2 separate regions of the Mus musculus genome follow, and region 1 is linked to region 2. A link is a loop called in an ENCODE intact Hi-C map of the cell type or tissue named here. Cell type or tissue: left cerebral cortex. All regions are shown on one strand. Each heading gives the region's core, and the rest is flanking DNA. Links, peaks and the distances in the headings are about the cores only. Region 1 overlaps Glt8d2 (glycosyltransferase 8 domain containing 2). Region 2 holds the start of Hcfc2 (host cell factor C2).

The links. Peaks named below come from ENCODE experiments on the same cell type or tissue, not always from the same donor. Only the 100,000 strongest peaks of a DNase experiment are listed, where the experiment ranks them.
Region 1: it touches region 2 in a loop (2.1-fold over the local background); 13 of 42 quality-filtered maps call a loop at or near these places.

The regions. Positions count from the first base shown.
Region 1 is chr10:82,648,440-82,663,795 of GRCm38, reverse strand. Glt8d2 (glycosyltransferase 8 domain containing 2) reads left to right here. Exons shown (of 10, transcript NM_029102.3): 5 at 1,513-1,630; 6 at 2,982-3,066; 7 at 4,171-4,283; 8 at 8,948-9,114; 9 at 10,816-10,928; 10 at 12,278-13,363. The coding sequence ends at 12,447. It overlaps Tdg (thymine DNA glycosylase), which reads right to left. Exons shown (of 10, transcript NM_172552.4): 10 at 12,997-15,218. The coding sequence ends at 15,076. Among named protein-coding and RNA genes, the nearest start is that of Tdg, 26 kb to the right of the region's middle. In left cerebral cortex, for the core only: no CTCF peak of the experiment used is centred there; no DNase peak of the experiment used is centred there.
Region 2 is chr10:82,691,637-82,705,921 of GRCm38, reverse strand. It overlaps Hcfc2 (host cell factor C2), which reads right to left and starts at 6,808. Exons shown (of 14, transcript NM_001368720.1): 1 at 6,616-6,808; 2 at 4,855-5,003; 3 at 3,319-3,479. The coding sequence starts at 6,778. It also overlaps a transcript of Glt8d2 not described here. In left cerebral cortex, for the core only: a CTCF peak has its summit at 4,566; DNase peaks (open chromatin) are centred at 5,389, 6,177, 6,402, 6,804 and 1 more place; H3K4me3 peaks cover 3,281 bases; H3K27ac peaks cover 1,962 bases.

The DNA of each region.
Region 1 (15,356 bases), core at 4,980-12,979, 47 kb after region 2:
AAACGTAAGCCTCGTAGGAAAATGAATATAAAATATGAATGGACACTAAGGCCCAGGATTCCATCCACAGCTCTGTAAAAATAGCACCACCAAGAGCCAGCACCTGTACTCCTGAACAAGCTGGGGAAGAAAGGTTGCAAATTAGAGAGCAGACTAGGCTTCGTGGTGAGACCTTATCCCAAATAAACAAACTAGTCAAATAACCAACCAACTAACTGGCCAACTAACTAACCAGCCAACTAACTAACCAGCTGTCATGGTTTGTATATTCTTGGACCAGGGAGTGGCCTCATTTGTAGGTGTGGCCTTGTTGGAATAGGTGTGACCTGGTTGGAGTACGTGTGTTACTGTGGGTGTGGGCATAAGATCCTCACCCTAGTTGCCTGGAAGTCAGTCTTCCACTAGCAGCCTTTGGGTGGAGATGTAGAACTCTCAGCTCTGCCTGTGCCATGCCTGCCTGGATGCTGCCATGCACCTTGATGATAATGGACTGAACCTCTGAACCTGTAAGCCAGCCCCAGTTAAATGTTTTTTATAAGACTTGCCTTGGTCATGGTGTCTGTTCACAACAGTAAAACCCTAACTAAGACACCAGCCAAGTAATCAACCAGCCAACTAATCAATCGACCCAGTCAAAAGAGAATAGATCACACAATTCATAGCAATACAGTCAACAAAGTGGGTGTCTTTAGTTCTAGCTGGTTTCTCCTCCCCCAGTGTTTAAATATTTTGAAACCTGTTCTCATTGAGCCAAAATATAAAAGCAGAAGGTATGAACCCACAGTCCATCTCTGTAGATAGCCACAAGCAAACATACTTCTGTGGCAACTACCACATTCCCCCAAGCAATAGTAAGAGCTCTGCCACCAAGCTACCTACCCCTAGCCCTTTCCTGCCAATTTGCAATCAGCTGCAAATGTTGCCATCTGTGGCTTGAGTGGCCCGCCAACTTTGGAGACGATTTCTACCAGGAATGTCATAATGAATCAGATGAAAGATAGACACCCTGTGAGACTGAGTGCTGAAGGGGAGAGGGTGGTGGAGGAAGAAAGACAGGCTGAAGGGGGGAGGAGGAGGGGTGAGAGACAGAGGGGGAGGGAACGGAAGACTGTCAGAGGCTGGGCACACAAACACACACACACACACCCGCCACAGTGTCTCAGCAGTAGCATGTGGCAGTTGGTCTGGTGAGTGCAGCTGCTACTTGCCGAGAAAGGACCCCATCTTGTTGTTCTAGTTTCCTGTGGATTTTTGGATGTAGGACTCAACTCAGTTATTACTACCTTGTTCATTTCCTTTGCAGAATGAGTTATGAGATTGAGGGTGGGGAGGAGGAGATATTGGAAGTGAGGCCAGATGGCGAAGCAATCAGAAGGCTTTATAACGTGGAAACGATGCCTACATATACTTAACTGTAACTTTCCCGGAGCAGACGAGCCCCGGGAAGGATATGCAGATTAAATTCAGGAAAGATTCGAAACGTGTACCTGAAGTTTTCTGTTATCTCTTTAGAAAATGGATCGAACATTCTAAACTGAGAGAAATAAACTTCAAAATTGTGGAGTTCAATCCTACAGTCCTCAAGGGGAAGATTAGACCAGACTCATCGAGGCCTGAGCTGCTCCAGCCCGTGAGTATACAAGTCATGCACACAGTGGGGACAGTAGGGACAGTCCTGCATCCACATTCCCTGTAGAGCTCTAGCCATCTGATGTGCACATAGGATATTTCAGTCCCAAGTGTGCTAGATCTCCATGAAGCTCTGCTTATTTTTAACTCAGCAGCCACCTGCTCCAGGAAAGCTAGGGTTTATATAAGCATAATGAAGCTACTGAAAAGAATCGAGGCATAAAAATGGAGACTACGTATGTGTGCGTGAAGGAGGGCTACAGTTGGGAGCTGGAGGTAGGCGGAGTCGTGAGGTCAGCAAAATCATCCAAAACACCTCTGCTCTTGTAACTTCTTTGCTTAATCGTTGGTTAGCTCTGATTCTTCCGGAAGCCAAGGAAAGCCAGCAGCACGACAGCTATGTGCCTTGGTGTTGGCCACATGTTTGAGGAGAAGCCAGTCCTTTTCCTAGTGCTAGGGGTCATTTTTCTTGCAAGAGTGCCCACACATATGAAGTGTCCTTCATAAAGAACAGTTGTGTGTGTGTGTGTTATATGCTTATGTGTCAGTGAGCCCAAGCAAGCCTTTCTCCAGTGTCCCCCTAGTTCCTCACCCCTCCTTCCAGTCCCAACTTGTCATCCCCAGCACTGGGGGTTCAGATAAGTGTGCTTCACTCATCTGTTCATGTAGGTACTGGGGATTCGAACTCAGTTCCTCATGTTTACCCGCTGAACCATCTTTTCAGTCCAAGAGCAGTTCCTAATGGCAATTTTGTAGAGACTAGCCACCTGCTATATGCAGTTTATTTAAATCCTTCCTTTCTAATTAGCTTCTAAAGCCTCTGTCTGTGACACCACTCTTTCCTAATCTCAGTCACTTACTGTCAGTTGCTTATGATAATTGAACACCACTAATGAAAACCCTACAAACTCGTGTTGCTCTGACTGTTTTCTGGAACAAGAAGTTAAAGACTGGGCTTGTTGCTGGTGTGTGTGTGTGTGTGTGTGTGTGTGTGTGTGTGTGTATTAAAGCTATGAATTATCTAACTGATGAAAGGTAGAGAAAGCTGGAAGTCTGTACCCTAAAAGACTGACTAGGAAGTTTTGAGGACATCGCATCCTTGAATGGGATGTGGGCACTGCTTCAGTGAGTGGGGGCCTGGATGAAGGAGAGATTCTCTGGGCCAGCCTGGTTTCATCCCCTGAGACTAGAGGATCAGGTACTAAGAAGCCAGGTGGGGCTTTGCTTTATTTAGCCTATTCCTATACCATTCCACTCATGGGGCTAAACAGGCATGGTCAAAGCTTACTTGCAAGTGTGGTGTAACCTTCAGCGATTTGCCCTTTCCTACCACGGTCTCTCTGTCTTCACAGCTGAACTTTGTTCGGTTTTATCTCCCTCTGCTTGTCCACCAGCATGAGAAAGTCATCTATTTGGATGATGATGTTATCGTACAAGGTATGCTCACTGACTGCAGACAATCATGGAAGGGCGCAGCTGCCAAACAGAACGACTTATCTTTTCTCTTCATTTCCCATGTAACTAGCTACCTAGTGACTTCAAACACTTTATATAAAGCGAATACAGCATTGTTGTAAAACTAAGCATATTTTGAGATCGGGCAGTGGTGGTGTTCGGGAGGCAGAGGCAGATGGATCTTTGAGTTCAAGGCCAGTGTGGCTACAAAGCGAGTTCCAGGACATTTAGGGCTACACAGAGAAACCCTACCTTAAAACCAAAGACCAAACCAAACCAAACCAACCAAACAAACAAAAACTGGGCATATTTTGAAAGCAGGGTTTGATACTTCTCTGGATAATCTAGTGGCTTCTGAAGGCCCCTCTCTGATTGCCAAGTCTGCAGTAATTTCCTTGGTAGCATCTCTGCATTCCTAAAACATGCAGAGGTAAGGCATCACTGAGAGCACTTGGGTGTGTGTGTGTGTGTGTGTGTTGTGTTCTCAGACCTGATCAACACCCATCTGAATGTTTCAAGTGGCTCCCTCGATAAACTTGAGTGAGCTGGTTTTTGCTTTTTTTTTTTTTTTTTGGCAAGGTTTCTCTGTGTAGCCCTGGTTGTTCTGGAACTCTTGTTTTTGTTTTTTCAAGACAGGGTTTCTCTGTGTAGTCCTGTTTGTCCTGGAACTCACTCTGTAGATCAGGCTGGCCTTGAACTCATAAATCTGCCTGCCTCTCTCCCAAGTGCTGGGATTAAAGGTGTGTGCACCACTGCCCAGCTCCTTTTTTTTTTTTTTTAAAGTGATTTATTTAACTTTATTTTATGTGCACTGGTATGAAGATGTCAGATCCCTTGGAACTGGAGGTACAGACAGTTGTGAGCTACCATGTGGGTGCTGGGAATTGAACCTGGGTCCTCTGGAAGAGCAGACAGTACTCTTAAACCACTGAGCCATCTCTCCAGCTGAAATGTTCTTAGGAACACTGCAATGCCATGGGAAAATAGGAGCCTTGCACCTTTGCTCTACTGAAGTTAGGAATTAAGGGATGGTTCTGTCTAGTCCTGAGATACTTGTGTTCTATCTGCTGATACTTCCAAATGCAGGCGATATCCAGGAGCTGTATGACACCACCTTGGCTCTGGGCCATGCAGCGGCCTTTTCAGACGACTGTGACTTACCCTCTGCTCAAGACATCCACCGACTTGTGGGACTACAGGTGGGCATGCCATCATAGAATCACACTTTTATCCTTTTTCTCTGGCCCTTTGTCCAAATTATCATGATCCACCCATCCAAAGCCAGTGGGAACTACCAGGAGATGGGGACGGTATGGGGGTTCCATTTTCTCACCCTCTCAGGACAATTTCTGTAACCCCGTGGAGTCTCGCTTTTCTAATCTGCAGCATGGCACAGACGCTGTCTACTCTTCTGTGTTTGTGAGATACAATGGGATGCTGTGAGATGTCCAATGTGTAGAGAATGCTCTAAAGGGGTAGCTGTAACACTACTCATCACCACAGGCTAGGAGGGGTTTGGTTCCCAGTACATTGAGACTCACATCTTAATGTAACTCCAGTTCCAGGGGAACCAATGCCCTCTTCTAGTTTCCTTGGGCACCAGGCACACACACAGTGATAGAACCTAGTGGGGAAACCCCCACTCAATTCCCGATTCAGCGTGCACCCAAAGAATCATGAATAGACCACCCTGATGTAATTACATGAGGTAGTTTAATGACGGAGCTCCAGACCGACATGCATCCCACACAGGAGATAACAGATGTCGGCCACAAGGCTCAAAAGCTAGGGGTTTTTATGGGGTAAGGGGCTTAGGGGTGTGGAATTCAGCATAGCAACACACTATTGGCTTATTCAAACATCAGCAGAAAAATTACATGTACGTGTAGGGTGTCAGAGTTCTGTGAGTTGTTGACTCAGTTAAGGTAGCCCTGTTATGTCCTCACATTCCTCTTTATCTTATGGTCAAGCTATTCCCAGGAATGTTTTAACTACGGGGCATACCCGGGTTTGTTTTTCTTTATTCTCAGCCCCAGGCAACCTCTAGGTTCACAAACAACCAGCAATTTCTGAGTACTTTATATGACTTACAGGTCTTGAAATTTCATCTTTCTTTCAACAGTACATATACACACATGCAGGCAAAACACTCATGCATGCATGCATGCAAGATAAAATGAAATTGTTCTAAAAGGGGGAATAAGTAGCACTTTGTGGGCAGCAATGGGAAGACCACACTAGGTGCTGAAGCTAGCTGGTGTCAGGAAGTATTTTGAAGTTGGGACAACAGGATTTATCCACAAATTTGGATGGGGAGGAGCTAAGGATGGCTTAATGATTGTGCTTCTGCTTAAATAACAAGGATACAGATGCTATCTACTGAAACAGGATTGGCAGGGAGCCAACTTTTAAGATAGGACTCCATACAATCTGCCTGTTGGAGCTGCTTGCTTTTTATTGGATATTTTCTTTGTTTACATTTCAAATGTTTCCCCCTTTCCAGGTCTCCCCTTAGGAAATCCCCTATCACATCCCCCTCCCCCTGCCTCTATGAGGGTGCTCAGCCACCCACCCACCACTCCTGTCTTTCTGCCCTGGCATTCCTCTACACTGGGACATTGAACACTCTCAGGCCCAAGGACCTCTCCTCCCACTGATGTCCAACAAGGCCATCCTCTGCCACATACTTGGCCAAAGCCACAGGTCCCTCCATGTGTACTCTTTGGTTGGTGGTCCAGTCCCTAGGAGCTCTGGGGGATCTGGCTGGTTGACACTGTTGCTCCCTCCATAGGGCTGCAAACCTCCTCAGCTCCTTCAGCCCCTTCTCCAGCTCCTCCATCAGGGACCCTGCGCTCAGTTCAATGGTTGGTTATGCGTTTCCACTTCTGTATTTATCAGGCTCTGGCAGAGCCTCTCAGGAGACAGCCATATCAAGTTCATGTCAGCTAGCACCTCTCCAGCAACCTCCTTGGCATCCACAACAGCGTCCTTTAGTGACTGTATATGGGATGGATCCCCAGGTGCGGCAGACTCAGGATGGCCTTTCCTCATTCTCTGCTCCACATTTTGTCTCCATATTTCCTCTTGTGAATATTTTTCCCACCCTTCTAAGAAGCAGTGAAGCACACACACTTTGGTCTTCCTTCTTGTTGGGCTTCATATGGTCTGTGAATTGTATCTTGAGTATTCCAAACTTTTGGGCTAATATCCACTTATCAGTGAGTATATACCATGTGTGTTATTTTGTGGCTGAGTTACCTCACTCAGGATATTTCCAAATTCCATCCCTTTGCCTAAGAATTTCATGAATTCATTGTTTTTAATAGCTGAGTAGTATTCCATTGTGTAAATATAACAAATTTCCTGTATCCATTCCTCTGTTGAGGGACATCTGGTTTGTTTCCAGCTTCTGGCTATTATAAATATGGCTGCTATAAACAAAGTGGTCCATATGTCCTTATTTCATGTGGAAGCATCTTCTGGGTATATGCCCAGGAGTGGTATGGCTTGGTCCTCAGGTAGTACTATGTCTAATTTTCTGAGGAACCGCCAGACTGATTTCCAGAGTAGTTATACCAGCCTACAACAATCCCACCAGCAATGGAGGAGTGTTCCTCTTTCTCCAGATCCTCGCCAGCATCTGCTGTCACCTGAGTTTTTGATCTTAGCCATGCTGTCTGATGTGAGGTAGAATCTTTGTTGTTTTGATTTGCATCTTCCTGATGACTAAGGATGTTGAACATCTCTTTAGGTGTTTCTCGGCTATTTGAGTTTCCTCAGTTGAGAATTCTGTTTAGCTCTGTTCCCTCTTTTCTTTTCTCTTCTCTTCTCTTCTCTTCTCTTCTCTTCTCTTCTCTTCTCTTCTCTTCTCTTCTCTTCTCTTCTTTTCTTTTCTTTTTTTCCCTTTCTTCCTTCCTTCCTTCCTTCCTTCCTTCCTTCCTTCCTTCCTTCCTTCCTTTCTTTCTTTCTTTCTTTCTTTCTTTCTTTCTTTCTTTCTTTCTTTCTTTCTTTCTTTCTTTCTTTCCCTTCCTTCCTTCCTTCCTTCCTTCCTTCCTTCCTTCCTTCCTTCCTTCCTTCCTTCCTCCCTCCCTCCCTCCCTCCCTCCCTCCCTCCCTCCCTCTCTCTCTCTCTTTCTTTCTTTCTTTTTTTTGACACAGGGTTTCTCTGTATAGCTCTGGCTGTCCTGGAACTCACTCTAGACCAGGCTGTCTCAAACTCAGAAATCCACGTGCCTCTGCCTCCCAAGTGCTGGGATTAAAGGCATGCGCCACCACTGCCCAGCTATTCCCTATTTTTCAATAGGGTTATTGGGTTCTCTGGAGTCTAACTTCTTGAGTTCTTTGTATATATTGGATATTAGCCCTCTATCAGATGTAGGATTGGTAAAGATTTTTTTCCCAATCTGTAGGTTGCCGTTTTGTCCTATTGACAATGTCCTTTGTATTACAGAAGCTTTGTAATTTTATGAGGTCTCATTTGTCAATTCTTGATCTTAGAGCATAAGCCATTGATGTTCTGTTCAGGAACTGTCCCCCTGTGCCCATGTGTTCTAGACTTTTCCCCACTTTCTTTTCTGTTAGGTTCAGTGTATCTGGTTTTATGTGGAGGTCCTTGATCCACTTGAACTTGAGCTTTGTACAGGGAGGTAAGAATGGATCAATTCGCATTCTTCTACATGTTGACTGCCAGTTGTGCCAGCACCGTTTGTTGAAAATGCTGTCTTTTTTCCACTGGATAGTTTTAGCTCCTTTGTCAAAGATCAAGTGACCATAGGTGTGTGGGTTCATTTCTGGGTCTTCAATTCTATTTCATTGTTCTACTTGCTTGTCACTGAACCGATACCAAGCAGTTTTTAACACAATTGCTTTGTAGTACAGCTTAAGGTCAGGCATGGTGATTTCCCCAGAAGTTCTTTTATTGTTGAGAATAGTTTTCACTACCCTGGGTTTTTTGTTTGTTTGTTTTGTTTTTGTTTTTTGTTATTCCAAATGAATTTGAGAATTGCTCTAACTCTATGATTGCATTGAATCTGTAGATTGCTTTTGGCAAGACGGCCATTTTTACTATATTAATCCTGCCAATCCATAAATGTGGGAGATCTTTCCATCTTCTGAGGTCTTCTTTGATTTCTTTCTTCAGAGACTTGACATTCTTGTCGTACAGGTCTTTCACTTGTTTGGTTAGAGTCACACCAAGGTATTTTATATTATTTGTGACTACTGTGAAGGGTGTCATTTCCCTAATTTCTTTCTCAGCCCATTATACTGTTGGACCTGCTTAAGCATCAAGAAGGCAGATGTGGCAGTTAGAAGGCTAGAGAGGTCAGAGCTGTCACACAGATGGAATGTAGGGCCCTGAAGCAGAAAGGTTGTCAGTGGAGTCAGACAAGCAAGTAGCAGGTGCTGGGACTGAGCAGGGCACCCAGCATTCAGAAGCTGGAAAGGAGGTAAAGCCAGCAATGGAGAGTGAGATAGCTCTGTGGGTAAAAGCACTTGTCCTGGAAGTCTGACTTGAACCCAAGATAAAAGTTGTCCTTTGCTTTCTACACACACACACACACACACACACACACACACACACACACACACCTTTAAACATATGCTGGGCATGGTGGCACATGTCTTTAATTCCAGCACTGGAAATGCAGCGGCAGATCTCTGTAAATTTGAGGCCAGCATGGTCTACATAGTGAGTTCCAGGATGATCAGAGCTACAAAGTGAGACCCTGTTCACACAACAAAACCCACCAAAGGAAGGCAGAAAGCTGCCAGTGGGCAGTAGGAAGCTCAGAGATAGTGTACAAAAGCTTCAAGAATGTAAACCATTTTCCCTAAACAGAAGATTCCACCCTGTTCTTTTGCAGAACACATACATGGGCTATCTGGACTACCGGAAGAAGACCATAAAGGACCTTGGCATCAGCCCCAGCACCTGCTCATTCAATCCTGGTGTGATTGTTGCCAACATGACTGAATGGAAACACCAGCGCATCACCAAACAGCTGGAAAAGTGGATGCAGAAGAATGTGGAGTATGTGGACAGGTTTCTCTGCCACCATTGCTCCCAGCTGGGACCAAGTGGCTCGGCTCATCTTTGTGTGGCTCAGGAATTAACACAAAACAAAACAGGACACCTGAGGTCAGATTCTCACAGAATCTGTCAACCAAGGAGCATGGGGACGATCTGTCCCCAGGTGACAGAAGTCTGAGAAATTGCCCTTTCTTCTTCCCAACAAGCTGCTTAATAATGTGGCTTGAATCTTTTCCACTGGGGGTGGGGGGGCAAACTTCATTTATCTTAGCTGAGTTTCTTTTACTGGACTGCTTTTTTGTGAAGGTCTCACTATGTAGCCCTCATCTACAGGCCTGGGCCTCACTAAGAAACCAGGCTGGCTTTTGTCTCTGATATGCTGGGATCCAAGATGTGTACCATCACACCTGGCCACAGACCTACTTTTAAGGCTAATTTCATAGAGCCAGCATTTTAAAAAATACTTTTCTTTGATGCTTATTTTCTCTCTGTGTGTGTGCATGTGTTTGCACATGTGTGTATGGGTGGGTGCACAAGTATGTGTGAATAACTTCAGGGTTCATCCTCACCAGCACAGTTCAGCTCTTTTTGAAACAGGATCTCTTGCTGGCCCAGAGCTCAGCAATTAGCCCAGGCACTGGCCATTCTGTCTCCACCTTTCTCGTGCAGGGATTCCAAGCATAGAGTTTTCACACGGGTTCCGGGGCTAGATCCACCAAGTACTTTACTGAGTGAGTTTTCTCCCCAGAACTTGCATTAAAAGTGACTTTTAATTTAAAATTTAAGAATTTTAGTTATCAAATTTTTAGAATAGAGCAACAAAAAGTTTACTAAGACAACCACTACCACATCATCGTCTTTCCTATCAGTCTTTATTATTTTTATATTTATAATATTTATAGTATCTAAAATATTTATATTAAAATTTAAAATATCTTATATATTTTAAAATTATTCATTATAGTTCCCCCATTTAAAAACAACTAATTTTAATTCTATGCATATGGTGTTCTGCTTCCTCCATGTATGTCTGCACCACATGCATGCCTCTGCCTGCTACCCTTGGAGGCCAGAGAGAGTGCTGGAAGTCTTGGAACCGGAGTCACAAACAGTTGAGAGTCAACATCTGGATGCTGGGGGTCCTCTGTAAGAGTCCCGAAGGTGCTCTTAACTGTTGGGCCATCTCTCCAGCTCCTACACCTATGTATCTCAGTACCATTGAACTTGTATGTAATTGTAAATACTATAGATCAGAATTTGATCTTCTGAGCCTACCATTAAAAAAACCCTGAGAGTTAGTGACAGGATATTAATAAGTATTAACATCGTGAATCTAGGTGACACATGTGAGAGTGTGGACTTAGGTGACATACATTGGGAGACAGTGGCTCTGGGCCAAGTACTGTGATTCTACATGGGAGATAAGGTTTAATGGTGCGTGCCTACAATCCCGGCACACGGGAAGTGGAGGCAGCAGGCTTGACTCCAGGTTTTCCTCTGCTGTATATGGACTTCAAGACCAATCTGCTCTACATGAGACCCCGTTTCTAACAACAAAAACTCCTGATTAAAAAAATAGGAGTTGGGGGGAAAGTAGAGAAGCCTTCTTTCTCTTAGGACCAGCCACATTAGCATCTATCTAATTCCTGTTAGTGAGGGCTTCTAACCAAATGTTTTTGTTTTTTTAAATCCCATTCTTAGAGAAAACCTCTACAGCAGCTCCCTGGGAGGAGGAGTGGCCACTTCTCCCATGCTGATTGTGTTTCACGGGAAGTATTCCACCATCAACCCACTGTGGCACATACGGCACCTCGGTAAGTCCTTCCAGGAAGCAGGGGAAGTGAACTTCTTACTCAGCGAACACCACCATGCTATAGCCCAGGGGTTCAGGCCCTAGGAGTGACCTTGGCCACCTCTCTGCCTTAACCCTCAGGCTCAGAATCTGCAAATGCAAATGGTGTCTTTAGTTGCCAGAGGGAAGTGAGCATTCCAGGATTCAAGATTCTGACTAGGGTTGGAGAGATGGCTCCAGTTAGGTGCGCTGGCTGTTCTTTGAGAAGACCCAGGTTCAATTCCCAGCTCCCAACTGTCTCTAATTCCAGTTCCAGGGGATCTGACACTCTCATGCAATACATGTAAAATAAAAATAAAATTTAAAACAAAGTATCTAAAGCTTACAGAGTGATGCTCAGCATAGAACTTCCATCTTGCGATGCTCCAGTGTACAGAGCCTACTGAGTGTGACCTTAAGACAGCTTGCACTTTAATGCTATCAGGCCAAAACTCTGTTCCCATAGATGTAAAATCCCATCAAAGTGGAGGTCAGTAACAAGTAGCATGAAGCTGGGCTGGGGATATGGCTCAGTGGATACGAGCACTTACCAAGCAAGCATGACACCACTTTGGATCCCCAGGACTCTTGCAAAAGGCAACAAGCATAGTTAGTGGCCATCAGTAACCCCAGCTCTCAGATAGCTAGGACAGGGTTCTCTGGGTAAGCTGGCTAGCTAGACCAGACACACCAGTAAGCTCTGGGTTTAAGTGAGAGACCACTGCTTCAATATTGGAGAGAAATTGAGGAAGAAACCTGATATCAATGTTGGCTTTCCAGACACGTGTGCAAAATGGAAAAAGGAAAAGGACAGACCCTGGAGCAGACTCAGTTTGACACTTGTGAATTACTAACTGCTGATATGCAGAAAGGGCACAACCTTTCTGAGGAAAAGAATCCCGTTTTCCCTATAAGGTTTGGAATCAGGCAAGAAATGTAAAGAGCCAGATTCTATTGTTTCTGACAATGCAGAGAGTGCCATGTAACTGACACTGTTACAAGGCCATGATCCTGGCTGACCATATTTTCTCTACACTCAATGGAGTTTCATTGTTGTTTATGGAAAAAACAACAGCAGAGGATATTTGTTATATAAATTATATCTGCATGACCTTCTAGAAGTACTGTAGAACACTCCGAGGAATGGCAGTATTAAGATCTCTTCACTATCATAACCTTAGGCTTATGTAATGTATGGTTATCACCAAGGGGGCTTATTAAGGTGTGACTCCTGCTAACTGGACACTTTTACCATAGCTTGTATCCAAGGTTCCATATAAAATCGTCGTCACTAACAAGCCTGTTGTTTATTTCCCTCCACACACACCGAAGGCTGGAACCCTGATGCAAGATATTCGGAGCACTTCCTGCAGGAAGCTAAACTACTCCACTGGAATGGAAGACATAAACCCTGGGACTTTCCTAGTGTTCACAATGACTTATGGGAAAGCTGGTTTGTTCCTGACCCTGCAGGGATCTTTAAACTGCATCACAATAGATGAAACACTCCAACAGTTAAAATACACCCTGGATAAAAATGGAACGGGCCCTCTGTATCTTCTAACACTGTTCTTTAAGAGCAACTCTTCTGATATATATGACCTATGGTGTAAGAGACAAATACTACTGTGTACAAGTTGAACCAAGGCCCACACAGATAGACTTAACTTCTTGAAGTTCAAACGATTGCCATGAGCAGCCCCTACTCATTCTTTTCTTTTGGTGTTTTGAGACAGGGTCTCGCTATGTACCCCAAGTCTCAACCTGAATGACAACTATATCTGAAAATTTTCAAAATCTCTATTTTCTCAGTTAGATATTTTGGGAGCAGTTCTTTTGTTTTACTTCTAAGATGGGATCTCCCTGGCTGGAGAGAGTGTTGGCTGTTCTTCCAGAGGACCCAGCTTTGATTCCCAGAACCCACATGGCAGTTCCAGGGGCTCTGACATTCTCTTCTGGCCTTCACAGGCACTGGGTACACATGTGATGCACATATGGAAGGCAAAATATCCATACATGTTTTCAAAATAATAGAAACAAGTTAGCCGGGTGGTGGCGGCACATACCTTTAATCTCAGCACTCAGGAGGCAGAAAGAGTTTAATCTGTGAGTTCGAGGCCAGCCTGGTCTATACAGTGAGTTTCAGGACAGCCAAGGCTACGGAGAGAAACGCTGCCTCAAAAACAAACAAACAAACAAACAGGGTCTTTCTCTATATCCCTGGATAAATTGGAACTCACAACTTCAAACTCACAAAGATCCTCATGTCTTTGCCTCCTAAGTACTGGAACTGAAGGCCTGGGCCACCACATCTGGCTGCAGGGTTTTCTTTCTTAAAAACAGGTTGCTAGTCTTGTCTTTTACAAAATTATAAATTAAAAAAATGTAGAATCTGTAAAAATAAACTATTCAAGCTTTTGTGATTTTTGTCATGTGACATGTAAGAGAAAGTAAGCCATCCTCAGGTTTCCAGTGGGGAGGAATACCATTAAATCCTGCTGGAGGAAAACCTGTATACTAAGCATAGCCATTCTTAATGTTTATTGTAAAAACGCTCAGACTGCGCATGTTTAAAATCTCAGTATTATTTAATGAGAACGCCCCACCCTGCCATGTACAGGGTGCCCCGCACTCGCTACTCACCCACCATGTTAAGGAAAAGCACCAGGAAGTACAGAGGGTCCTCATGGCTGCTCTCCAGAGTTATAATTTAAAGGTATTTCTCCATGGTAAAACTACAATAGTTACATACCAAGGCAATACTACATGCTTTACATAGTCCCATGAAAAAAAGAATTCAATTGATCCTAATCCCTGATGCAAGGCACTTCAAAGCACCCGCATAAAATGCCCATGTAAACAGCAGTGCAGTGCACCTTCCAAATAACATGACTTGTGCACAACCTGACCCAGACAGAAGGAAAAAGAAAGCCCATCACTGCCACAGCTAAAGGCATGTTAAAATTTCCACCAAGAGACTGCTTCCCTCATTGTTCACAGAACAGGCTACATAACCTTTGTGAGATACAAAACCCTCGTGGGCATTTCATACTGCCAAACCAGCACGCGCCAGGGGTGGGCACCAAGTCAGAGTGCTCAGGAGTGAGAGCGCTAGGCATCGCTGAACACGCACGTTTCCTAGCCACCAGCCCGGGCAGGCTGTCTGTAGCACCATGGAAAATGCATGAGCAGCCACAAAGGTACAAATTCCAATCAGCTCTTTCACGAGGCTCACTTAGTCCACAGTAATCAACAGTAGTGACAATAATTTTTAAATCATTGACAAATGATTAGCTTTCCCTAGAAGAGAAGTTCTGTATCAGTACATCCCATGTACACAGCACCAGTTTAAACAGGATTATCAAACACCTGCAGCAGCGCGTGGCTAACTGGAAAGTTCATTTCTTAGCGCTTTCCATGTCGGGATAAAATCACAACAGTGATGAACACTGACGGGGGATTCAGTAAAACAGAGGGGTGGCAACTGTCCAGGTTCTACTGCCTTCTCAGGAACCACAAGAGGCAGAGGCCAACGGCAGGGCTCAGGCCCCACTAGGTTTCTACTACCAAGCAACTGCCACACACACTACTGGGAGAGTAAGGGGGTCTGCGTGTGACTGCAACCCAGAGGGTTCTGAGTCCACCTCCAGCTTCGAGTCCACGGAGGGCGGAGGGTTAGTCGGCTTCCAACAGAGATAGGCACATCTGCCTTTCACCAGCTTGATTCTTAGTAGCATGCCCTACTTAGGCATTTAAAGGGATAAGGGCATATATAGGTATGCACAGTGAAGAATCAACTATAAATATTCCGACTGTTGCTTTTTTAAAATTACAGATTGAAGTGACTCCTCAGAGAAAACCGGTTTCTTCATAAATGAAATATAGTATATAAAAAGCTGGAATGATGGGTAGTTAAAATACAAAACTCAAGTACAAAACACCCTATTTTTCCTTTCCAAACTACATAGATTCATACAGTTGACTCTACCATATAACTGCTCCATATATAATTACACCACTAGCGTAAAGGACCATTAACACTAAAGCCCCTCAGTTAGCACACTGAGGCTCTCCGTCCTGAGGTCTGCATTAGAACTGCAGCCCTGAGCCCGAGCTGAGAGGCACCCTTCCTAAGCGTGGCTCTCTTCTTCCTGCTCTCGGGTCCCACAATTATTAAAAGAAGGGATCTGCTCTGCAAACGACTGTGCCATCCACTGCCCATTCGGAACATCGCTGGGGGCCGCTTCTCCTCTCGGCTCCGCACTGTGAGCTGCTGGGAAGGGAGAAAAAAAAATCTTAGTTCACTGTCAAATTTAAACGGATCTAATTAGGAGATTTTAAAAGTGCATTAGAGAATTATTAAAATACTGAGTTTTTAAAAACAATGATAAATTATTAATAGATTTTCAGA
Region 2 (14,285 bases), core at 1-8,000:
CTATAGAGTACTTAAATATAATAAATAAATCTTAAAAAAATCCAAACATATAAAATAATAAACATTTTTAAAAGATCCACCTTAAGCAATATCAAAAGACACAACATGACTAAAAAAAAAAAAAATGAATGTACTTCACAGACAAAGATCAAATTTTTGTTTGTTTGCTTGTTTAAACAGGGTCTCACTATGTAGACCAGGCTGACCTCAAACTCACAAATTGTGACTGCTTCTGCTTCTCAGGGGCTATAATTAAAAGCATGGCCATCATACTCAGCTAAGATCAAATTTTAACGCAGAAGAATTTCACTGGTATGGCGTGTGTATGTATGTATGTGTGTATAAATGTGTATATGCACATATGTGTATATATATATGTATATATATGTGCATATGTGTGTGTGTATGAAACATGTATCTACACACACACATGTATACCATGCTAGCAATGTTAATTCAGCAAACCATGAAATAATTTGGTAACAAAAAAGTGATGTGTAACTAGGTCTTAGGAATAAATGCAGCTCACATTTCAAAGAGTAATAATGGAATTTAAAAATGTATTAAAGAAACAGTAAATTCATCATCACAGATGAACTTAAATTATTTTAAAGGAGAGAGAAATAAAGCTAAATAAAATTGTAAGTTTTAAAAAAGTCTATTCTTATCAAAGACATATGCCAGGAATGGATACCAAATGCCATAATAAATGCCAGCAAGGTAAATATCAATGAAACAGGAGACGTCTAATGGAGAAGTGGCCAATGTTCTCTGTAAAGAGACAATAAACATTTTTGGATTTTGGGGCCTAAAAATCTGGGTTTTTGTTTGTTTGTTTGTTTGGTTGGTTTTTGGTTTTGGTTTTTTGAGACAAGGTTTCTCTATATAGCCCTGGCACTCACTCTGTAGACCATGCTGGCCTCGAACTCAGAAATCCACCTGCCTCTGCCTCTCAAGTGCTGGAATTAAAGGCGTGCCCTACTACTGCCCAGCTAAAAATCTGTGAAACTATTCAACTCTGCTAAGGATCTTTTTTGGGGAGTGGTATTTTGGCAGTGCTGGGGACTGAACAGAACAGAATTGCTATTTAACATAAAGGTAATCAAAGTATTGTAATAATTAAATCAATGTTGGCATGACAATAAAACTTTACTAACAATAAAACTTTACTAGCAAAAAGAATAAACAAGAGAGTTTGGCTTACAAAGTATAGTTTGTAAAACCAGAAATCTTAGAAAAGACATAGTTATTTAAGAATTACCATCCGAGCTGAAAAGATGGCTCAGCAGTTAAGAGAACTGGTTGCTCTTCCAGCAGGTCCTAAGTTCAATTCCCAGCAACCATGTGGTGGCCCACAACCATCTATAATGAGATCTGATGCCCTCTTCTGTCATGTAAATTGAGCACTCATATATACATAAACATGAAAAAAAATTACAATCCACCAGGGTGGAGCTCCATCGCCAGGGTAGGATGCCTTCCTAGAATGAACAGTTGGTAGACTGAAGCCTGGGGTTCAATCCCTTGCATTGCACAAACCCAGTGTAGTTACATACAACTGTAAATCCAGCCATTAGGAGATAGAAGCAAGAGGATATAAAATTCAAGGGTATCCTTAGCTACACATCAAGTTTGAGGCTAGCTTGGGCTATATGAGGCTCTGTTTCTAAAAAGATGAGAAGAGTTGCTTGTTTCACTACTGGGATTACTAGAACTGAACTAGGAAGAAGAGTAGAAAGCCGTGCAGTATTTACAAGAGTAATTACAAATACACAATAAAAAGAAAATGAATGTACTAGAAGGAATTACAGAACTATTATTCTTTATAATTTCTGTCTTCTTACCCAAGATATAGAATCACAAAATAGTAAAAGGAAATGTTGTCAAACTTAGAAAAACAAACTTGTTTAAAGCAAAGACCTAGAAAAAAACTTATAACACACAGTTGGGGAGTGGTGGTGATCTCCTTTAATCCCAGAACTTGAGAGGCAGAGACAGGTGAATCCCCTGTGAGTTAGAAGCCAGCCTGGCCTACAGAGTAAGTTCCAGGACAGCCAGGGCTATAAAGGCCAAACAGAGAAACCCTGTCTCAAAAAAAGAGCAACCAAACAAGCAAAAACCAGAAATAAATATTTGTAACATATGAAAGAAAATGTTTTCTTATTTAAAGAATGCTTATAGAGTCCAAAAGAAAAATTTTAATACTTGAAAATGATTAAAAAGAAATTATTTGGGGCTGGTAAGATGGCTCAGCGGTTAAGAGCAATGACTGCTCTTCTGAAAGTCCGGAGTTCAAATCCCAGCAACCACATGGTGGCTCACAAAAATTCGTAATGAGATCCAACACCCTCTTCTGGTGCGTCTGAAGACAGCTACAGTGTACCTACTTATAATAATAAATAAATCTTTAAAAAAAAAAGAAATGATTTCATCTAGGTTTCAACTGTGTCAATATACACAGTTGAATATATGCTATATTCTAGCAATGAATATACAAACATGAAATTAAGAAATCAAACCCATTTATAATGCCATCCAAACAATTCTTGGAATTCAGCTAGGTTTGAAAAATAAAAAGTTTGGCTGGGTGTAGTGGCACATGCCTTTAATCCCAGCAGGAGGACCTGTATGTTCTCATCTACAGAAGTCCAGGACAGCCAGGACTCGGTTACACAGAGAAACCCTGTCTGGAAAAACCTAATAAGTAAATAAAGTGGTGGTGGCACATGCCTTTAATCCCAGCACCTGGGAAGTAGAGGCAGAAGGATCTCTGAGTTCTAGGCCAGCCTGGTTTACACAGGAAAAAAACAAAAGAGCATGTTTAAAAAAAAAAGTAATAGAAAGTTAAACAAATAGAAAAAGTAAAATAAAAATAAAAAGCAAGTACAAAGGAAAAGTCCTTATCTTGGAAAAAGAAGGGCAGTGTTTCCAGGTGTAACACAGCCTAACTGAATATATGAAATATGACAACAATGGCTTTCATTTAATAACTATATTTTATACCAACTTTTCAGATAAAACCAATTTTAAAATAACCATGTTATTGTTTTGGTATAACCCACTTAATGTGAGTTATAGCTCAAGACATACAAAGATAATTGGCATAAACAATTATACAAGTATCAATTTAATAAGATTATTTATGACTAGTAAATGTTTGAAAACTATTCCCTAGGGACTACAAAAACATAAACACATAAAAAAAACATGTTTATTGTTAGTTTCAAATATAAAATCTAAAATTAAGCCTTACAGTAACTAAAGATAAAATATTTTAACCTAAATATAAAATAAGACTTGGTCTACAAGAGAGCGTACCTGGGGACATTATTATTTGAATCTTCACTTTCATTTGCCAAACCACCAAACAAATAGCATTTGTTACCATATAAAGAGAAGCTATGTCCAAGCCGCGGACAAGGAGGGAAACCAGAAGGAGGGGGCTGGGGTTTCACTTTTTTCCATAACCAACGACTTGCCTAAAAAAGAACATATTCATATAAAAGCAGGAAACATTTCTATTTCTATACTTTCAACAGTGAAACACCATACGAATACATCTGAATCTCACCGGAAGATCCAATAAGCTCCTCTGGGGACAAATGACAAAAAAGTATCTAACTAGTGATTTATATGTTGAAACAAGGTCTCACTATGCAGCCCTTGCTGTCCTGGAACTCACTGTGTAGACCAGGCCGCCAACTTAAGAGCTCTGCCTGTCTCTGCCTCCCAAGTGCTAGAATTAAAGGCATGCATCAGACTCAAGAGAAGTGGCTACCTTCTGAGAGTAAAATGTATATCCGAGTAAGGCTGGCTATGGTAATCCCAGACTTTGTAAGGCAAGAGGATCAGGAGTTGAAAGCTAACCTTAGCTACTGAGTGAATTTAAAGGCAGCCTGGACTATGTGAGATTTGTCTCACAAAGCTGTAAGTATATATGTAGGTATATGTGTGTATATGTATGTGTTAATAGACATTCAGACTAATCTTCTATAAGCTAATACTAATAATAATAAGTAGTAGTAAGTACTATCACTTCTAATTTTTTCCAAGCGAAAAGAATTTAAGTATTTGTATGTAGAACTTTAAGAATAGAAGCAATTCATAAAAACTTGCTTTTAGATATTAGATAAACCATGAATGCTAAATAACCTTTAAGTAAACAAAACTCATTTAACAAAACCAAACTCCAAAATGTATTCTTTTAGCCATGAGAATCTTCTCTATTTTCAATTATATGAAATGGTTGCTTGCTTGGAAATAAGTACAACCCATTCACATATGTCAAGTGGTAGATACTCTCATGATCATGGATGGTCCTTGGAACACAGCGAGATTAGTCAATGAGGACTGACTGGTTTAACAAGCAAGTCAAACCTAGAAAGCCCAGGTGAAACTGTCCCCTCTCTCTGCATGACTACAGAGGAGGATAGTTCCTACTGTTAAAGGAAACCATTCCTTTCATACCGAGACACTGCAAGCACAGTCTCGGTGGTAGAAACGCCAACATCCAGGCTCCACCACAGACAATACTGATTTCAAACACCTAGGGGCAGACTCCAGCAATCTGCTGTCATCAGTTGGGAGGTGCTTGTGTTGTAGACTAAAGGACAACTGTGTCAAAGAGCTGCTGAAGGCTAGATACCCTTATGCTATAAATGTCATACCACACCTATGACAAGACAGCAGATATTTTGACTTGTTAGTAGAAGTGGAAACATTTTCTTTGAAGCTATAAAATGCAGAGCATCTGTTTCTGTCACTGTACTAATAAAATACTTGTCATCCCTTTAAAAACTATGACAATTTCATTAGCTCTTCACACTGAAAACAATAAATGTAAGATATACTTACTTGTAACTCATATAACTCATTGCTGTATCTTCCATATTCAACCATTCCCCCAAACACTAGGATTCTAGTCCCATCACAGACAAATCCATGGGCTGCACAGCCTGGAGGGATGTCTCCTCTAACAGCTGGTAGGAACCACTGGTTTGTAACTAGTTGAAAAATAAAATAAAATAAATTATAACAAGTTACCACACTCCATGAGTGATAAATATATTAGTCAAAGGATCTATACATATAATCAAAGAATATGTGTATATATACTTACATAATAATACATACATACATACATTCATGCATGCATATCCATCCTTTATTCCAACAGTTCTCAATTGGGGACTATTTTGCTCCCCCAAGAATACTGATTTTACAATGTCTAAAATCATATATAGTTGTCACAACTGGGATGGAGGTGTAACTACCAACCCATGGCTCGAGCCTGAGGATGCCAGCACGCATCTTACAACATACAAGGTAGTAGCCACAGCCAAAAATCACCAGTCCCAAAATGTAATAATGCTGCTGTTGAAAACCCAGATCTGGGGCAGGCACTGGTGGCACATGCCTTTAGTCCGAGTAAAGCACTTGGGAGGCCGAGGGGCTCATTGATCTCTGTGAGTTCGAGGCCCGTCTGGACTACAGAGCTAGTCTTAGGACAGCCAGGGCTACACAGAGAAACCTGTATTGAAAAAGGAAAAGAAAACCTGTTCTGCATCATTGTACTCTTAAAAAAAAATCCTGGTGTCACCCCCCATTAAAGAAGTGGAAAACCTGTGATTTAGAAAGACGTGGTAACTTTAATGCTGATTTAGAACAATTGCCAAAGCAAGATTCAAAACAGACCCAATTTCTTCTAAGCCCAGGGTATTTACACTATACCAAATCAAACATCTTCAAAACTTTTTCTGTTGGAGTACTGAGGAGAGTCAAAACTAACAAAATTTCTCCTACCGTTTTTAGCTTTTAGAGGACTACTGTGATCAAGTTGTTTCATCAAAGTTGTAGGTTGTGAACTAAAACGACACCAAATTCAGTATCTAGCCTTAACTAGTTTCCTATGATTGCTAGACTACTTGTAAGTGGAGAAAATATACTTTCAACCAGCACGGAGGTCAAGACCTGCCCCCTTAACAAGTGACACTTCGAGCTGTGCAGCGGTGCCTTAGCTATGACAGCCCCTTGGCGAGGACCAGCCCGGAAGGGCAGAGCACATACACTACAGACATCGGCTAATCAGAGACCAGTCCGCGTTCACCCACAACTCTCTCCGCCGCGAGTTTAGAGAACTGTCTTGCGGGCTTCCGCCCGGTACTAACTGTACCTACGCTGAAGAGGCAGCCAGGAGAACCTCCCCGCCCCTCAACTCTCTAGGTTCTAAGAAGGGGGCTGGGGGAAGGCAAAGACCACCGAGGCCCGCCTTGGGGTGGGTTTTGTTCTTGACACTGGCGGGATCTCCACCCCTTAAGTGACCGGCCCTAGGGTGGAGGCCCAGCCGTGGAACCCGCCGTCTCGGGTCCACGGGGAGGGATGGGCCGGGGTGTCTCGATGTCTACCGGTGGAGTCACGTCCAGCCCGCGGAACCGCGAGCACCGAGCCGCCTTCCAACACGTTGCGAGCTCGGGCTGCCGACCCAGCCGATCTTCCCCCGCCGCCTGCCCGGCTGGGGTAGCGGCGACCCGGCGGTGACAGCTGTCAGGCCCGCGTCCGCCGCTCCTCCCCTCCCCCTCCGCGGTCCCGAGGCGGGGTCGCCGAGCCGCCGCCTACCGGTATTGTAGACGTGCAGCTCGTCCGCGATGCCCTCGTTGCCCCCGCCGAAGATGATCATCAGCTCCCGGATGGCCACGGCTCGGTGTCCGTGCCGGGCGCGAGGCACCGGTCCGGTAAAGGAGGAAACCCGCCTCCAGTTGAGGAGGCTGGGAGCCGCCATCTTCCCAACCCCCGCCCCTCGGCCCACAATGCCCCGCGCGCCACGGGCTCCACGGCTCGTGGGGAGGACGAGCGCCGCCTCCAGCTGTGCGCGGGAGGCCCGGCACGTGACCCGCGGGCCCCGCCCCCCCAGCCCGTGGCGACGTGGCCCTCGGGGCTCCGCCAAGATGGAGCCCCTCCCGCCAACCCTGCCAACCCTCCTCTCTGTGGCTTTCAGTGGGGTGTTCGGGGAGGAGGTTACAGCTTTGTCCTTTAGGTCCACTTGGAGCATCTTCTGTGTAGGAGCGTCACGCCCTGGAAACTGTTATCACAGGCACTGGAGAAGAGCTGCCTGCCGTGTAGGTCCCAAGTGATGAGAGCACAGGGAGCGCCTAAGGCAAATCTGTCATCTCAAAGGAGGGTCTCCCAGACTGCAGGACAAGGACAGTGGACACGGTGGCTAAGTGCAGGGCCTGAGCACGGCTCAGATTTGGAGGTGACAAGCCTACACAGCAAAAGATAACCCCAAAGGTGATTTTCGGTTCATTTAGGTGTATTAGTTGTCTTGTTGCTGTGAAAAAATCCCCTGACAAAAACCTTTGAAGGACAGAAGGGTTTGTTTCCCCTCACTGAGAAGCCCATCATAATGAAGAGGCTTGGCTGGAAGTGGCTGGTGGAATTTCATCTGCAGAGAGCCACGGATGCTGGAACCGGGCTGCCTTATTATTTAGTCCAGGATGGCATCCCAGTTTATTTCTACCTTAATTTATTTCAACCTTACATCTATTCCCACCTTAATTAATCTGATCTAGATAACCTCATAGGCCTGCCCACGGGCTTGTCTCCTAAGTAAGTTTAGATAGTATCAAATCAGCAATATCGACCATCACAGCAGGTCATTATTTTCATGCGGAGGCTTCTTTTTATAGTGTTGTTAATATTCTTAGACAAAAAGACTAAGGGGGAAACCCTTAAAAGTTGCAAACTCAGTGTTAATTTGGAAAGAGTCTATTTTGTAGGCCTGCTATATCAAAGTGCCACAAGCCTTGTGCCTTGAAAGAGTTGAATGGCACTCAGGAGTAAGAGTTTGAGGCCAGCCTGGCCTACATGGTGAATAAACAGCCAGGGCTAAATGGAGAGACCCTGTATCAAAAAAACAAAAACAAAAACAAAAACAAAAACAAAACTGGGTTTGATTTCCAGCACCTACATAGCTGCTTACAATGGTCTGGAACCCTCTGTTCTGGGGGATCTACACCCTCTTCTGGCCACCACAGGTACCAGGTGGGTCTGTAGTTCATAGACATACCTGCTGGCAACGCACCTGTACTCATCAAAGAAAATCTTAAAAAAGAATAAACACATTAGAATTGTCTCACAGTTGGAGAGAAAGTCTGAACAGAACACCAATGTAGGTAACACGTGAAGGAAAGGTTGGACAGGGTAGAGAAGGAGGGTGAGCTGTACCCCTAAGAAACCAGCATTTAAAAGGTTATAACAGAAGGCAAAAGGGAACTGGGGACTTGTTCTATGGGTTTGGCTTTGAAAACCACTTCCACCTTTATGAACCTCCCTTTGCCTGTGGCTTCTTCTAAATATCAGTCCTCGCCAAGTTCCCTTTTGACCTCTTAGCTATTAGTGTTCCATTTCCTTTAGAAGCCACACAGAGTTCATGTAGGAGGAGGAAGTGTTGGATTTGCAAATTAGGAGGTTGCTATTGGCCTAGAGTTAAACACTTTAAGTGGAGGAGGAGAGGCTAGAGAGAGCCAAAGAATGAGTGGGGGAGGAGATGCAGAGAGCATAGTCTATTGTTCTTTGGAGTTGTTGCCATGGAAGCAAGAACCTGTGCCATTCTCAGGCTACACCTCGCACATAGTTGTCATTCAGTAAAATAATTTCTATAATCTTTATATATTACTACTGCTTCCAATCCTATTCCTTAGCTACAGGGCATTGAAGAGCCAGTTGTAGAGCAAGACACCAGTGCCCAAGTGTGGCAGACCTCTGAGAGCTATGGGCAAGGTCTCGGTTGAGGACTCTGGGGAAGACTAGCGGATGAGCTCAATAACAGATGGTCTAATCAGGCACTGTTCTCAAGATGAGAGAGGCAGACGTCTATTTACAGATCAGAGGGCTCTGGCCATGGTTCTTAGCTAAAGCTGTAGCGGGGGCCATGGAGAAAAGCAAGGTGGGGCTCTAGGCCATGTGGGAATCTAACCGTGCTACCAGACCAGTGATTTAGACTCAAGAGCCAAGGAAGAAAACCAGTTACAGCAGGCGGGAGCCAGGGGCCCAGTGCCAGGACTTGGGTGCACAAGCCTTTGTTGCCCTTTATCAGGTAGGAGAAAGAGCCAGAGCACTGAAGCTTAAGCTGACAAGAACATAACCCACAACTGAGGTCCATCAAGCAAGAGGGATTGAGAGATGGCTGTCATTTCTACCTCCTGTGTGGGATCTTGGAGGCCAGCCATGAGAGACAAAGGGAGGAAAAAAAAAAACCCTATCAGCTTGACCCAGTCTAGTGACTCATCAGCTACTACAACATATTTCCTTCCTTCATTGACCTTAGTAGATATTATCTGAAGACAATGTCTCTCCCTCAACCATTAACTGCTAGCAGCTCCTAAGGAAGGGGTGGTCTTCAGGATCCTCTACCCCCCCCATCTGTAAAGGCACACTGCTAGGTCCACTCTTATGCAGGTGTAACTGCAGCTTCTGTGAGTTCAAAGCCCCCCTCCCCCTATCATGAAGCAACCCTAATTAAATTCAGTGGGAGACACAAGATAAGAAAATAGAAAAGAGTCTAGTTGGCAAGAAGGAACGGTTCAGTGATGCAGGAGAGAGACAAGAAGGTAATGGGGTACACCCATTATCAAAACAAATCCAGGTATGAAACTGTCAAAAATCATGAGTCGAGAAAAATAGGGATATTTCCTAAGACATTTTAAACAGACTCACCAAAGCCTGATCCAGTCAGCAAGAGGAAATGAGAGCTGGCCTTCAACTAAAAGAATCGTGACTCAGACACATAGTTTAATGATAAATGGCACCACAGATTAAAAGTGGACATGAGGGCAGATGTTATCATGTTTAGCCGTGAGCCTATGTCCTGAGATAGATGTATCACTAAGTAAATGGTGTGATATCACGGTATGATGGATACTATAGAGAATTCATGAGCATGTCTAATGATATAGCCTATAATGTGCCTGGGCTATATTGTATACACTATTTATTATAATGATGATTATTGTTTTATTTTTAAAAGATTTTAAAAAATTATTTTTAAGTGTGTGTGACACATATGGGTATGTGCATGTGTGTGTGTGTGTGTGTGTGTGTGTGTGTGTGTGTAGGAAACCTCGATAAAATGCCAGAAAAGAACATCAGATTCCCTGGAGTTAGAATTCTAGGTTGTTGTAGCTGTCAACGAGAGTACTGGGAATCAAACTCTGGTCTCTGTAAGAGCAAGAAGTGCTCAGATCATTGACCAATCTCTCCAGCCCATTGATGTTCTTTTTAAACTTCAGTTTTTTTGTTTGATTTTCATTAATCCATTTATTTATTCACCGTACATCCCAATCGCAGGCCTCTTCTCCTTCCAGTCCCTCCTCCTCTTCTCCTCTGAGAAGGGGGAGGATTCCCATGGGTATCTGCCCACCCTGGCACATCAAGTCATGCAGGACTAGGTACATCCTTTCCCACTGAGGCCAGACAAGTCAGCCTAGTTAGGGGAACAGGATCCACAGTCAGGGTAAGACCCTGCTCCAGTTATTAGGGATCCACAGGAAGACCAAGCTACACATCTGCTACGTATGTGTTGGGTTCTGGGTCCAGCCCATGCTTGCTCTTTGGTTGGTGGTTCAGTCTCTGTGAGCCCCAAGGGTCCAGGTGAGTTGACTCTGTTGGTCTTCTTCTGGAGTCCCTGTCCTCTTCAGGTCCCTCAAGCCTTCCCCCAACTCTTCCACATGACTCCCCAAGCTCCATCTAATGTTTGGCTGTGGGTCTCTGCATCTGTTCCCATTGGCTGCTGGGTGGAGCCTCTCAGAGGACAGTTATCCTGTTTGCATGCATAACAGAGTATCACTGATAGAGTAAGAGATTGGTTGGCCATTCCCTCCATCTTTGTCCCTGCACACCTTGCAAGCAGGACACATTTTGTGAGTGGGCTGCTGTTCTTGTGCCTCCACTGGGAGTCATGCCTGGCTATAGGAGGTGTCCACTTCAGGCTCGATATCCCTCACTACTAGGAGTCTCAACTAGAGTCACTCTCATAGACTTCCTGGTACCTCCTCAAAGCCCTCACCCCATCCCAGATCTCTAGTATGTCATTGAGTGCCCTCCATAGCTGATTTCTGTTTCCCACCCCCTGCTCTCCCTATGCTTGATCACCCTGCCCCATTCCCCTCCCCATCCTCTCTTCCACGCAGTTCCCTCTCTCCACCCACCTCTGATATCTATTTTATTCCTCCTTCTGAGAAAGATTAAAGCATCCTCCCTTGGGCCTCCCTTGTATTTGCCTTCTTTGGGTCTGTGAATTGTAGTGTGGGTATTCTGTATTTTATGGCTAATATCTATTTATAGGATATCCACTTTAAAAAATTAAAAACTAAGACACAGGAGCCTTTGGGCTAAGGACTGTAATGGCTCCCAGCTCTTACCACCCCCAGGATGCTGTGCTATTTTCACTTTATGTCCTTATCTCCAACAACACTTTCAAACAGTGTCCTTTTTAATTAATTCATTCCTTTATATTTATTTACTTATTTGTTTTGAGGTGGGGGTCTCTCTGTGTAGCCCTGGCTGTCCTAGAATTAATTTCATAGACCAGGCTGGCCTTAAACTCACAGAAATCAGCCTGCCTCTGCCTCTGCCTCTGCCTCTGCCTTCTGAGTGCTGGGATTAAAGATGCTCTACCACGTAGTGCATACAGCCCCTTTTAAAACTCTCCTCCTAGTTTGTAGTGAGCTGTCTGTGTGCTGTAAGGACTTTAACCTATTTAATTGTAATCTCTTCATACAGCTTGTACAGCCATCTGCAGAAACATAGTGTGGGCCTTTGAGCCTCAGAAAGAAGTGGCTACTCTACTTCCAGCATCAAGGTTGGATTTCAGACAGGAAAAAAAGGCAAGGCCCCAAATGGTCTTTTGCCAGAAAAATGGGAGCTTTCTAGGAAGTTCCAGACAGTAGCCTTCCACTCACATGCCTCCTTCAGCTGCAAGAACTGCAGAGGCATTGTATCTACAGACATTGCTGTCCAGGTAAGAGAGTCATCGTATTTCTACCAGAGGAACAAAATATAGAAGGACTCAATCATGAGGCTGCAAGCAAAGAACTAGTTTTCACATTTGTACAACGTTACAAATAACTTACTGTCATAATTCTTCTCCTATTTCATACCTTAGGATTTCTTTATTCAATATTAATAATAAAATTGGTACATGCACTATGGAACATAATATGGATATTCCTCAAAAAAAAAAAAAAATACAGAGGACTGGCAAGATGGCTCCATGGGTAAGGGAGCCTGCTGCTAAGGCTAAGGGCAGGATTTGATCCCTAGAACCCACATGATGGAAGGGGAAAACTGACTCCCATAAGTTACCTGATGATGTCCACATGTTCACTGTAAGATGCATGGTCATGTGCACTCACACATACACACACACACAAATTAAAAATTACAGTATAATCCAGCAACTCCAATTTCTTGGTATACATCCAAAAGGAATGAAATCAATAAGTCGATGAAACGCCTGTTTTGTTTTTGGTTCTGGTTGTGAACTGAGTGCTTCCCATCCATGAGTCTTTCACTTAGCCCAGCCCATGCAGAGAGACCTGTGCTCCTAGCCTCACTGAATACTGCTCACAATAACTCAGCTATGGAAACCATCTAAGTGTCCAGTAATGAATGACTGGACACAGAAATCATGGCACATTTGTATAATGGACTATTTCTCAGGCAGAAAAGGAAGACCCTGACATTTGGAACAATATGGTTGAAACTTAACAATCTGCTAAGTCAAATAACCCAGACAAAGAAAGGCAAACACTGTAAGTGCTTATATAGAGAATCTAAAATTGTTGAACTTAAAGAAACTGAGAGTAGAATCATGTTTGCCAGGTACGGGACCAGGAGGGTAGGAAAAATGGGTAGATATTTGTCAAAGGGTACCAACTTACAGCTGTAAGATGATCATACTCACAGGGGCAGTGAGCAGGATATAAAATGAACATGTTAAAAAAAAAAGACCTTACTCTGGGAATCTAATGTACAACATATATGCTGATGCGTTAACTTGACTTGGAATCATTACACAGTTTGTGGGTGTGTGTATCACATCATGATGATATATAGCTTGAACAGATTAATTTTTATCAATTAACTATTAAATATAAAGCTATTATTACATTAATTAAATATTATTTTTAAACTTCTATTTAAATATTATTTGAAAGCACCAGCAATACTTGTTTCCATTTATTGGGGCTTTTCTGAGTATTTTACATCATAATGGAGTTTCTTTGTCTTTTCTTTTTTTCTTTTCTCTTTCTTTTTCTTCTTTTCTTCCTTCCTTTCTTCCTTCCTTCCTTCCTTCCTTCCTTTCTTTCTTTCTTTCTTTCTTTCTTTCTTTCTTTCTTTCCTTCTTTTTTTTTTTTTTTTTGAGATAGGGTTTCTCTGTGTAGCCCTGGCTGTCCTGGAACTCAATCTGTAGGCCAGAATGGCCTCCACCTCAGAAATTCACCTGCCTCTGCCTCCAGAGTGCTGGAGTTAAAGGGTTGTGTCGCCACTGCTCAGGAGAGACATTTTTTTTAAAGCCCTTACTTTAACTGACCAGACCAGATCTTTATGCCCTGGAACCCAGTCACCACCACCTGGCATGCACGATACATTTTCACCCTTGGTTCTGTTAGGCCTCTTCTAGCAGAACTCCTAATAGATGGAGAGACTGAAAACCTGCAATAGTAAATAAATCTAACAACTGAGCTCCAGTGTACCCTTGCACCATTGAGGTGTCACTGATGGCCTGAGTTTCTTTTTCTTCTCGTTTACATCATAAGGAGGAGGAATCCACCATACAAGATGGAAATGCTGGTCATAGATAAGAAACCTCTTGTGTCCTCAAGGCATGGCAGGAATAGGAGAGAAAGGGACTGGGAGTCATACATTAGGGACCAGAGGAAAGGGTTCGAAAATAATGACCAGAGAGATTTCAGTTAATATGAGAAGTAGGTCCTATGAAAACAGTTACTATTTCAGTCTTGAAACTCATGCCAATCATCCACTTATCCAATAGTAGAATAATTCAATGCCAGGCATCCTCTTGAGTAGATGAGAGGTACAGATGAGGTGATCTTGGGAGTGAACTGAACTGAACAGGCATCAGCCTACAGTCCTGTTTGTGGTACTGCCTTGGGACCTGTCTGAGGGACCACTCTACCACATCTGATACCCTCATGAGTGGGCAATGTGACTCCCAGAAGGCATGGTTATCAAATGAAAATCCCAGGCATGTGATAACACCCTAT